Regions from separate parts of the Homo sapiens genome. Here region 1 is linked to region 2. Evidence: chromatin loops called from intact Hi-C (ENCODE). Cell type or tissue: PC-3. All regions are shown on one strand. Links, peaks and the distances in the headings refer to the core of each region. The heading gives the core; the rest is flanking DNA. Region 1 has its middle 17 kb from the start of SULT1C2. Region 2 holds the start of LINC01594 (long intergenic non-protein coding RNA 1594).

Region 1 (5,387 bases), core at 290-5,289, 55 kb before region 2:
TAGAGACTGAATGCTTAACCATGGACACCCAAGTTACCATATGACCTGAGTGCCTATCATGAACTATCATCTAATCCACAAAGCCATAAACTTGGGTGTGCAGAGCAGCAACTCACCATGAAATGGAAGTGATGTACACATGATTGGGCCTGAGCAGGCTCTAAAGGCACAAGTAAGTTACATGAAGAAGCGTCCCAAATGTCCATGGCCCCCATGCTCCACAATAGAAACAAGCAAGAGGATGTCTGGAATCCAGGAGATAACTTTGAGTGTTTGTATACCATGCCTTGTGATTAAGTTCAATGGAAAACTACAGCTGAATTCGGGCAGGACTACTTATGGTCCAGATCCTTCAGGATGAAGGCTTGGGTAACCTCACCAGGTAATGGTGCATGACTAGCTGAGGTGTTTGTAGGAAGCACAGGAATATGGAATGGGTAATGGAAGAAGGTAGTTATAAGTATCAGGTATGACCACACAACCGTTTATAGAAATGAGGGCTGTAATTGTCATGAGTATTTTTTGTTATGAATGTGTTATATAAATGTATATTAAGCAAAGTCCTTGTTTTCTTCCTTCTCTCATCCCCATCAAGTAATAGAAGATGTATTGCTTTTAAATTATAATGCTTAAGTATTATTACTTTTATATCATAGTATTTAAGTTACTGGACATCAAGGGGAAAGATACCCAATAAAATACTGATTTTCATAAACAGCAATTGGAAATTAGAAATTACAAGGAATAAATGGTTAAGGAGGAGAAGGAGCAGCAGCACGAAGAGGGTCATTTTAAGCATTTCCAACACTGAGGTACTATGGAGGGATATTACTTGTGGAGGTGGGAAGATCTGCTAGGCAGTTGAAAACATAATAATCCTGCAGAATATTTGGAACTGAAGAATTAGATGTGGGAGCAAATCACATAGAGGTTCCATTTGGAGCTTTTGAAGGGAGAAGATGATCTATTCACATTTGCATTTCAAGTTCATAGGCTCTAGGTTGGAAGGATCCTTACAGTGTTTTCTTATTTCCATCTCCCACTAAGTTGGAAGGTTATAATATTCCATCTCTCTCTCTCTCTCTTTCTTTCTTTTTTTTTTTTAACAAAGAACCCCCATCTCTCTTTTTTTTTTTTTTTTTGAGATGGAGTCTCGCTCTGTCACCCAGGCTGGAGTGCAGTGGCGCTATTTCGGCTCACTGCAACCTCTGCCTCCCAGGTTCAAGCGATTCTCCTGCCTCAGCCTCCCAAGTAGCTGGGATTACAGGTGCCCACCAACACAGACAGCTCATTTTTGTATGTTTCTTTTAGTAGAGATGGAGTTTCACCATGTTGACCATTGCTGGTCTTGAACTCCTGGCCTCAAGTGATCTGCTTGCCTCGGCCTCCCAAAGTGCTAGGATTACGGGCATGAACCACTGCGCCCAGCCTGAACCCCCATCTCTTAATCAGAAATATATTTAAGGTGAGATGCCTTTGGATGGGTTGACAGAGGTATAAGTGTGCTTGAGAAGCATGAGTCAGGTCCCTGTGCCTGAGAAATGAAAGACTTCCAGTTCTATAGATTGTCGACTAACATTTATGACAACATTCCGGAAACAAGGCTGAAATTCAAGGCTTTTGATCACAGACCTTCACAGGCACACTATGTAAAGCCTTGTGTTGAGATTGCTTTATTATTTCCAAGTAGTTTTTCAGCTTTAGATCGACTTTGGCATAATCGCACACCGGGCTGAATGTCCAAAGGCTTCTTGCCAAGGCAAACGCTTAGTCTTCTAAGGAGCATCCTGCTGGGAGCTGATTGCCAGGCAGACATCTCTGTGAAATCCCATGGCGTGCAGGCATCAAGGTGTACTTACATAGCTAAATACACTGAAAAACAGTTCTTCATCTGTCTGTATATATCTATATCTATATCTATTATCTATCTATCATCGATATATCACAATCAGAGATTTCATTATAATATTCAGTGTCAGGTGGAAAAGTATAGCAGTTTTATATTTTCAGCTTCCTTTCAGAAATTAAGTAAAGATCCATTTAATATACCCAAAAAACAAACATTATTTTGTGCCTTTAGTTTAAGTGGAGCAAGTCTGTCTATGAGTTTTGTCATCATCATAGCTCAGTGTTCAGGCATTTTCCCAGGAATCCTTTCTGGTTGTTTACTTTTCCTGTTCTTCCTGTTCCTTTCGCATCCCCTGTGCCTTCAGTGTTGTGTTTTAGTCATGAGACATGCCTCGGGCCCTCCCCAGAGTGTCTTTTCCAGCTTCCGGGTCTCAGGTTCCATCTTTGTTTCTGTTTCGTTTCGTTTCGTTTCTGTGACTCTGACCCCGGGTCTCTCAATTACAGAAGGGCCTGCTGCCCTGAGTAGGAAACACCCTGTCCTAGGACCCTCCTGGCTTGGACCCATACCCCCTGCCCCATGGAAAGGGGCTAGGATGTTGCATCTCACATTCTAGGGTTTCCTACCTAAGTAGCCATTCTCCATATCAGGGCAGCAGGGTGTGGTGGGATAAGAAGGGGGACTTCCCTTAAGGCTGAAGGCCCTCCAGCTTGGCTGGCAAAGACCAGGGCAGAGCTCACAGATCAATGCTGAGCTGGCAGATCAATCAATCCCACATGTGCCACCACTGTAGTTCATCACCATCCTCAGCCCCCATGTGCACCCTGTATTCAACAACTACCAGCTCCAACTTCAGAAGGAAGCTTTTCAACCATACAGAGCTCAAGGTTCTTGGTGCACTCACACAGTGCTGGGTTTTTCATGTGGGATTCAAAAGTGGGTTCATCCTCACTGATGCTCCCTGGTAATGAAGCTGAGTTCCTAGTGCTCCGCCCAGATGCCCTCGGATCCCCACTGCCAGTCCTCACCTCATCCCCTACCCTTTCTTCTATGAGCCTGGACCTTGGGGACTGAGTGGCTTTGCCCAGAGGCTTAGAGAGCACAGGCTCAGAGAACACAGGTATGGGAGCTGACATTGCCCTGGGGCCTCTCAGAGGGAGTGATTATGTCATGCCCCAGGAAAGCCCAGTTCCCTGACTCAAGTAGGGACAATCCCTGCATTGCCCCCTGAGGATCAGGCTGCACCTAGGACTATGCTAAGTCCATACCCTTGCTTGGCTACTTCCTCTCCAGCCTGCCTCACCACACACTGATAATTCTCTCCTAGGAATACTTTTTAAATAAATCCCTTGCACAGAAACCCTCATACCAGGATCTGCTTCTGGCAACCCAAACCCAAATACAGGATGGCACAGGTTGCTTGCACACTGTGGGATTTCACAATGATGTCTGCCTGGCACACCAGCCCCTAGCAGGATGCTCCTAAGGTTTTTCCTGTGCGAACAACCTTTGGACATTCAGCCTGGCGTGTAGTTAGGCCAAAGTGCTGTGACTGATTGCAGTTTCCTGCTTGATTACAACCAGGGTGTAATCAAGGTCCCTGGGACCTCAAGGGGCATGACTGGAGATGTTTTGTGCTAGTTTCTTGGGCTCATGTCCACGTGAGTTGCTAGGGAGGGCATCTTAACTTTTATATGGCTGTTGCAACTGATTCTACACTGAGTCTTCTGTCGGAAGCCGGCCTGGTCTGCCTCTCCCTGCACCCGTATTGTTCCCTAATTTCCATGGTGGGTACTGGTGGTGGTCGGGGCTGTTCTCCATCAGTTTGGAGCTTAGGCGGGCAGCCAGTGGCCTTCTGGTTAGGGACATGCTGGACTCTGGAGTTTTAAACCTAGGGGTGGACCAAACCCTAGTCAGTTAGTCCACCTTTTTCTGCTAAACTTTGTACCTAGGTCTGAACTCTGTGAGTGGACATCACTAATGACTGCTCCTGGAGGCCCAATGACCCAAAAGCCCACAGCAATCCAGCTGCACACTGGGGATGACCTAACAGGTGGAGAGCTGTCCATCAGCCATGCATAACCCTTCTTGATCCTTATCTTCTGGCTGGAGGCCATGTTCAGGTCACCATCTGAAAACTGCACCTGCACTTACTTTATGGTCCTTGCCATCATGGCCCACATATACTATTGGTCTCTTCTATGCCCACCTGCTTATTCCTGGGACCACAATATGTACACCACTTCCCAGGAGGTGCTTCCAGATGGGAAGGTGGGTGGAGGAAAAACTCCTGCCTCGGGAGCATGAGAGCTGTGGTGGCCTGGGACCTCCCTTGGCTTGGAGAGCTGGGCATACTTCCCCTACAAGTTTCAAAGGGAGGCAGGCCCTTTACCATGCACAGGCTCCTGTTGTTGGGAGTGCTCCTCAGAACTCTTTGGGAAGAAGGCTGGGAGGGTCTGATGATGTCTGGATTTCTGGGACTCCCATGCAATCCTCACCCAGGACCCCTATCTTCACAAATACGGATCTTCAGGAGCCTTCTCATTCATCTACATAAGATCCAGCGCAAGCTGACCCAGAAACTCAGCTTGAGCCGACTGAGGTGGGCTGCCTTTGTCAGCTGGGGTAGAAGGAAGCTCGGACACGTTTTCTGTGTCCGATGAACTCAACCCATGCTCTGCTCTGACTGGACTTTCTTCACTTAAGCCCAGTTAAGGCACAGACGAGTCAATTCAGGGATGGTCAACCAAGGCAGATAGAGATTTACAGAAAGTACTAAAATCCCTGAGTTCTGCTTGGTAGGGTTTGAAGGAAGTTGGTGTGACACATTCCATGGGGTTTCCAAGAACCAGCTGCCAATGTAAGGCAATTCCAGGACCTGGCCATATGAGTGTGTCCCCAAGAAGATGAGGTGGCCCTGGGCACATGCAGAGAGACTGCATGGGGAGGCAGATTTCCCAGAGGACTACCAAGAATCTCATGAAAGGCAAGGGCTCTCTTTCTTGCTTTGCTTATGGTGAATATGGAACATGAATGGTTGATTGTTCTTATGAAGAGGCTGCAGAATGAGGAAAGTGGAAGCCACAGTGTGCTTGGGAGTCACTGAAATGCAGAGACTGATCATGGGTCAGGGCCAGCTGGATGGAGGGCGAGAAGGAAGAGAATGGGCACCACTGAGGAGGGATGGCCACTTCACCTCTACTCTCCCAATGTGCCCCCTGGGTGGAAGGTGGTGCCCAGAGACTGACAGGAGCAATGACCCTGAGGGAGACAGCTCTGCTGGAAACAGTCCACATTGCCAACAAAGACGCAGCATTCCAGGGCGGCCTGCAGACAGCTGAGGACCCCTGATTATCTTAGACCCATCGGAGGGTCCCTGACTCCTGCTGCCCTCAGCCCAATGCTTAGCCCTCCTTGATGAAAAGGGGTCTCCGAGGAGCACTGCCTCTTCTTCCTGAGGAGGGATTCTGAAGCACCCAGTGAGAGGCAAGACATTACGATTTGCTGAGATAGCCCAGATGTACAGACTGGAGAAAGCACT
Region 2 (5,387 bases), core at 226-5,225:
TTACATTTAAATAGAAACTTCATTGTTACTTTAAAGACTCATATAATAAATGATAGTCTTCCAGTTTCCATTCAATTCATCAGACGTTTATTAAGCAGCTACCTTGGACCAGATACTGTTCCAAGTTTTTCAGTTTCATCAGTGTTTTACATAGATAGATAGATAGATAGATAGATAGATAGATAGATAGATAGATAGATATAAAATCTGTGCCAATGAGCTGTAATTTTAGCCATAATCTTGGACAAGAAAGTAGTGAATTTATTTCCTTTAAGGACGTGTATTTGTAACTCATTTTTATGCTGTGTCTTTGTGCTGATGATATTTTGCAGTTGTCACAGTGACTTATGAAAAATTCTAAGGGGGAATCAGGCTAGCTCCCTAAGAATCACACTTTTAAACTCATGGTTTTAAAAAGTCTGGCCATTAAGTGCAATGATTAAGGTTAAATTTGTGTACCTTTTACCCAAGAGGTCAAAAGTCAGATTGTCTTCAGAGTCTCACTAATGAACAGCACATTCAATTCATTATGGTGAAAGATGCTTGAATTTTGACCACCACCCCGTCTTTAGACTATTTAGTGTCACTATAAAGGAATAGCTGAGGCTGGGAAATTTATTTTAAAAAATGTTTATTTGGCTCATAATTCTGATGGCTGGAAGACTGGACACGTGGTGAGGGACTCAGACTGCTTCCACTTCTGGCAGAAGGTGAAGGGGGTCAGTGCATCCAAAAATCACATGGTAAGACAGGAAGCAAGAGAAGGGAGTTTCCAGGCTCTTTTTAACAACCAACTCTTGTGGGAAGGAATAGAGCAAGAGCTCACTCACTCCTGGGGAGGGTATTAATCTATTCCTGAGGGGTCTCCCACTATCACCCAAACACCTTCTGTTAGACCCCACCTCCAACATTTAGAATCAGATCTCAACATAAGGTTTGGAAGGGACAAATGTCCAAACCATGGCAATCTCTTTCCCAGGGAATACTCATCCTGTATATTTTTCCATGTGAGATCCAACCATAACCTAGGCATCTCTTGTGAGAAAACAATGCTGGTAGAATTCTGAGATTCAGTCCACTGGATACCTGTGGGAGGCCTTGAATGTTGCCTTTGTAAATCATCTCTAGTTCTGGCCATGTGATTGTTGGGCAATGGGCAGAGGCTGAGAATGGTCTTCCTGGAGCCTCCAATTTAGTGAGCAAAGTGTAGAGTATGTTAGAAGAGATGATACTTGTGATGGAAATGATTAGGGCAGAATAAGGGGAACCAGGAAGTGCTGGATTGTAAGTAGAATGATCAGGGAAGACATGACTGAAATGATGCTTTCTGGGTAAAGATTGAAGGATATGAGGAGAGGGTCATGTAGCTGTTTGATCGAAGAGCATTCTTGGCAGAGGAAATGCCAGGCCAAAGTCTCTATGGCAGGACTACACTAGGTGAGTTCAAGGAAGAGTGGGGAAGTCACTAGGTCTGAAGAGAAGTGAGTGTGCAAAGGTTAGAAGGTGGTTAGAAAGGGACCTGGGGACAGATGGTGTAGGACAGGAGACCGTGATACAATTCAGCTTAGACTGAATGGGTTGGGGCACTGCTGCAGCATTTTGATCAGCACAGTGATGTGATCCATTTAGGATCATATGGTGACTGGGTAATTATGACATAGAAGGAGGGATATTCATTAGGTTGTGATTGCAAGTCTTCAGGGAAGACACGCCAGTGACTCAGAGGAGGTTGGTCACAGTAATGTTGATAAGAAGAGGTCATGTTCTGGATATAGTTTGAAGTCAGAGCCAAATGATGTATGGATTGGATGTAGTGTGCAAGAGAGAGAGAAATAGAATAAGCTTTGGCTGAGCAACTGAAAAGATGGAGTTGCCTTTTAATTGAGATGAAGAAGACAGTGGGTGAATTAGGTTTGTGGGTTTGACTTTTTCTGTTTGAAATGTATATAAAACAAGGAAGTAGAGATATGAAGTAGGCAGTTGGGCTGACAATTTAGGAATTCAGGGTTGAGATCTGAGGTGGAGATAAAAATTTGGAAGATGGTACCATGTTGCAGAAATTTAAAATCCATGTGAGAGAATGAGATTATCTAAGAAGCGAGCCAGAGAAAGAAGAGATAGAAAGCAGAAGTAACATAAAAGCTGTAATACTATTTAAGCCTTTTTCTCTGTTTTTATGATGTTTCTTTTATAAGGATTATTTTTAAAATTTCTTTGCCACATTATTCTAATGAGTCCACTGTCTAGTTTTACGAAAACACATAATAATGTTCCTCAATATCTATATTTCACTATGCCACTCGACCTACCCAGCATTTAAAGGTGCACTTGAGTGTTTATGAAACGTTCTTTTAATCTCCTGCTATATAAAAAGGAAAAAGTCAAAAATATTAACAGCTGATGGACAAAGAAATAAATTACGTATTTGCATGTGGAAATAATAAAGCAACTTAGAACTAAATCACAAAGTTATCTGGGAAGGACATTGAATGTTTTATTGTAAATCTTTAACATAACTCAAAAATTAGTAGTAGTATTGGAGAACATGCAAACCTCATGTTAGTTTACATTTCAAAATCAATTATTCATGTCAGAAACATGTTCAAATTTCTGTGAAAGTTTAGAAGATATGTATCACAAATAAAAGCATTTCAAATGCTCACACAGGATTTTTGGGAGAGAGGAGAGAGAAACCACATTAATTTAAACAAGAAAAGTTTAATACAGAGAATGATTAACTCTAACAAGAGATTGGAGTAACGAGGTGTTGGCAAGTAAGAAGTAAAACTCTGAAGAATATAGGAATATCAAATATAAGGAACAGCCACTATCCCTAGGGCTGAGATAGAGTAAGAGCCTCTTCGAAAAGAACCTGTCTTCCCATGCCCACCAGGACTGAGACCCAGACCTTATGGGAGAGGACGTGGCATGACTCATGGGACAACAGAGAAGCTACTGCGGTTCAATTCTGGAAGAACTTGCTCTACTCTCTGAAACTTGCAGGAAATCCACCCTCTAGGGTGTGGGGAAGGTGTTCACAAGGATGTGTCTCCCTGGAGGCATCCTACTACAAAACCATCCTGGGAGGAAGCTGGGGAAGCACTGGACACCCCCACTGCAGGAGCTGAACCCTGGGGAAGCCATGTGTGCTGCAGGAGTGGGACCTAGAGGAGCTGGCACAGTGGAGAAGAACCACGGGAGCCTGGCCAGTGAAAACCCTGAACCAGGAAGCAAAACTCTTTCCTCCCACAATGTCTCTCCAGTGCTCTCTGCTGACAAGGTTTCAACATCACAGCAGCTGGCAAAGGAAAAATATTGAAAGGGTTCAGATTCAGTTTCGCAGAGAGGGCAGACAGTGAATTTGGACTGAGAAGCAATCAATCGATTACTGGACAGCATGGAAAAATTCGTATGAGTTTGTGTAGTTTTATAAAATTATCAGAGTCTATCAAAAACACATTTTAAAAGTCACACACATCGTTAAATACCAGAGCATTTCAATTACTATCTAAAGTTTTCATTACATTTTTATATTCCAATAAACATGAAATTTCCTGATATTTTGGCATAGTATCAAAGTATTTTGAGTGATCAGACAGAAAATTTAGAAAATTGAAGTATTCCTTTTCTGAAGGAGTGTGTGTGTGTGTGTGTGTGTGTGTGTGTATTCTGTGGTAGTGGAGTAACAACCACAAGGATTACATTTATTTTAAGAATTGTAAAATATACGTAACATATAATTCACTATTATTTTAACTATTTTTAAGTGTACTATTAAGTAGCTTTAAGTACATTCACAACGTTATGTAACCATCATCACTATCCATTTCCAGAACTTTTTCATTATCCCAAACAGAAACTATACTCACTAAAAATGTCTCTATTACCTTCTCCTCCAATCCCTGGTAACTTCTACCTTCTCTCTCCATAAATTTCACTATTCTAGGTGAGTCATAGAATGAGGGAGGTATTTTTCTGTCTCCAATTTTTTGAAGAGTTTGAGAGGGTTTTTGTTCGCATTTAAATGTTCAGTGGAATATGCCACTGAAGCTATCTAGCTCTAGGCTTTTCTTTGTTCTCTTTATTAGCTGTGAGTCTGTTCATATTTTCTATTCTTTCACAAGTCAGTTTAGTATATCGTGTGTTTCTAGGAACTTGTCTATTTCATCTAGGGTATCCAAGTTGTTCATGTACTGTTGTTCATAGTATTCTTCCATAATCATTTTTATTTCTATGAAATCAGTAGCGATGTCCCACTTTCATTTCTTTATTTTATTTTATTTTATTATTATTATACTTTAAGTTTTAGTGTACATGTGCACAATGTGTAGGTTAGTTACATATGTATACATGTGCCATGCTGGTGTGCTGCACCCATGAACTCGTCATTTAGCATTAGGTATATCTCCTAATGCTATCCCTCCCCCCTCCCCCCACCCCACAACAGTCCCCGGAGTGTGATGTTCCCCTTCCTGTGTCCATGTGTTCTCATTGTTCAATTCCCACCTATGAGTGAGAACATGCAGTGTTTGGTTTTTTGTTCTTGCGATAGTTTACTGAGAATGATGATTTCCAATTTCATCCATGTCCCTACAAAGGACATGAACTCACCATTTTTTATGGCTGCATAGTATTCCATGGTGTATATGTGCCACATTTTCTTAATCCAGTCTATCATTGTTAGACATTTGGGTTGGTTCCAAGTCTTTGCTATTAACACTTCCAAGTGAAGTCTCCAAATCAATTTTTACTCTTGAACACATTCTAAACATCTTTAACCTTAACTGCCATTTCTTAATGACCCCTTTGGAGCCTTTCTTATAGGCATTGGGGATGGCATTGAATCCATAAATTACCTTGGGCAGTATGGCCATTTTCATGATATTGATTCTTCCTACCCATGAGCATGGAATGTTCTTCCATTTCTTTGTATCCTTTTTTATTTCATTGAGCAGTGGTTTGTAGTTCTCCTTGAACTGGAAGGTTTACAGGTTTACCACTGTAAATGAGGTTTACAGTGTCCATGGCTATGTGCTTGTGTGTGCTTTCATAGCAGATATCATCATTTTATTTCCATATTTAGAACTCCACTAAGCATCTCTTGTAGGGCCAGTCCTATGGTGATGAATTCCCTTAGCATTTGCTTGTCTGGAAAAGACATTTTTCTCCTTCACTTATTAAGCTTAGTTTTGCAGAATATAAAATTCTTGTCTGGCATTTTTTTCCCGCATTGGCGGTTCAACAATATCCACTGTTCTGCAGCCACCACTGCTGATACCCAGGCAAACAGGGTCTGGAGTGGACCTCTAGCAAACTCCAACAGACCTGCAGCTGAGGGTCCTGTCGGTTAGAACATAAACCAACAAACAGGAAGGACATCAAGGTGT

The links. A loop is a pair of places that touch in the nucleus more often than their neighbours do. Peaks named below come from ENCODE experiments on the same cell type or tissue, not always from the same donor. Only the 100,000 strongest peaks of a DNase experiment are listed, where the experiment ranks them.
Region 1: a loop joins it to region 2, with 3 times the contacts of the local background. A loop is called at or near these places in 2 of 110 quality-filtered maps.

Annotation. Positions count from the first base shown.
Region 1 is chr2:108,268,962-108,274,348 of GRCh38, reverse strand. No RefSeq gene overlaps it. Among named protein-coding and RNA genes, the nearest start is that of SULT1C2, 17 kb to the left of the region's middle. In PC-3, for the core only: no CTCF peak of the experiment used is centred there; a DNase peak (open chromatin) is centred at 2,198; H3K4me3 peaks cover 872 bases; H3K27ac peaks cover 1,415 bases.
Region 2 is chr2:108,213,745-108,219,131 of GRCh38, reverse strand. LINC01594 (long intergenic non-protein coding RNA 1594) reads left to right here and starts at 1,291. Exons shown (of 5, transcript NR_131251.1): 1 at 1,291-1,437. In PC-3, for the core only: a CTCF peak has its summit at 3,282 (motif pointing left); DNase peaks (open chromatin) are centred at 2,971 and 3,241; H3K4me3 peaks cover 793 bases; H3K27ac peaks cover 940 bases.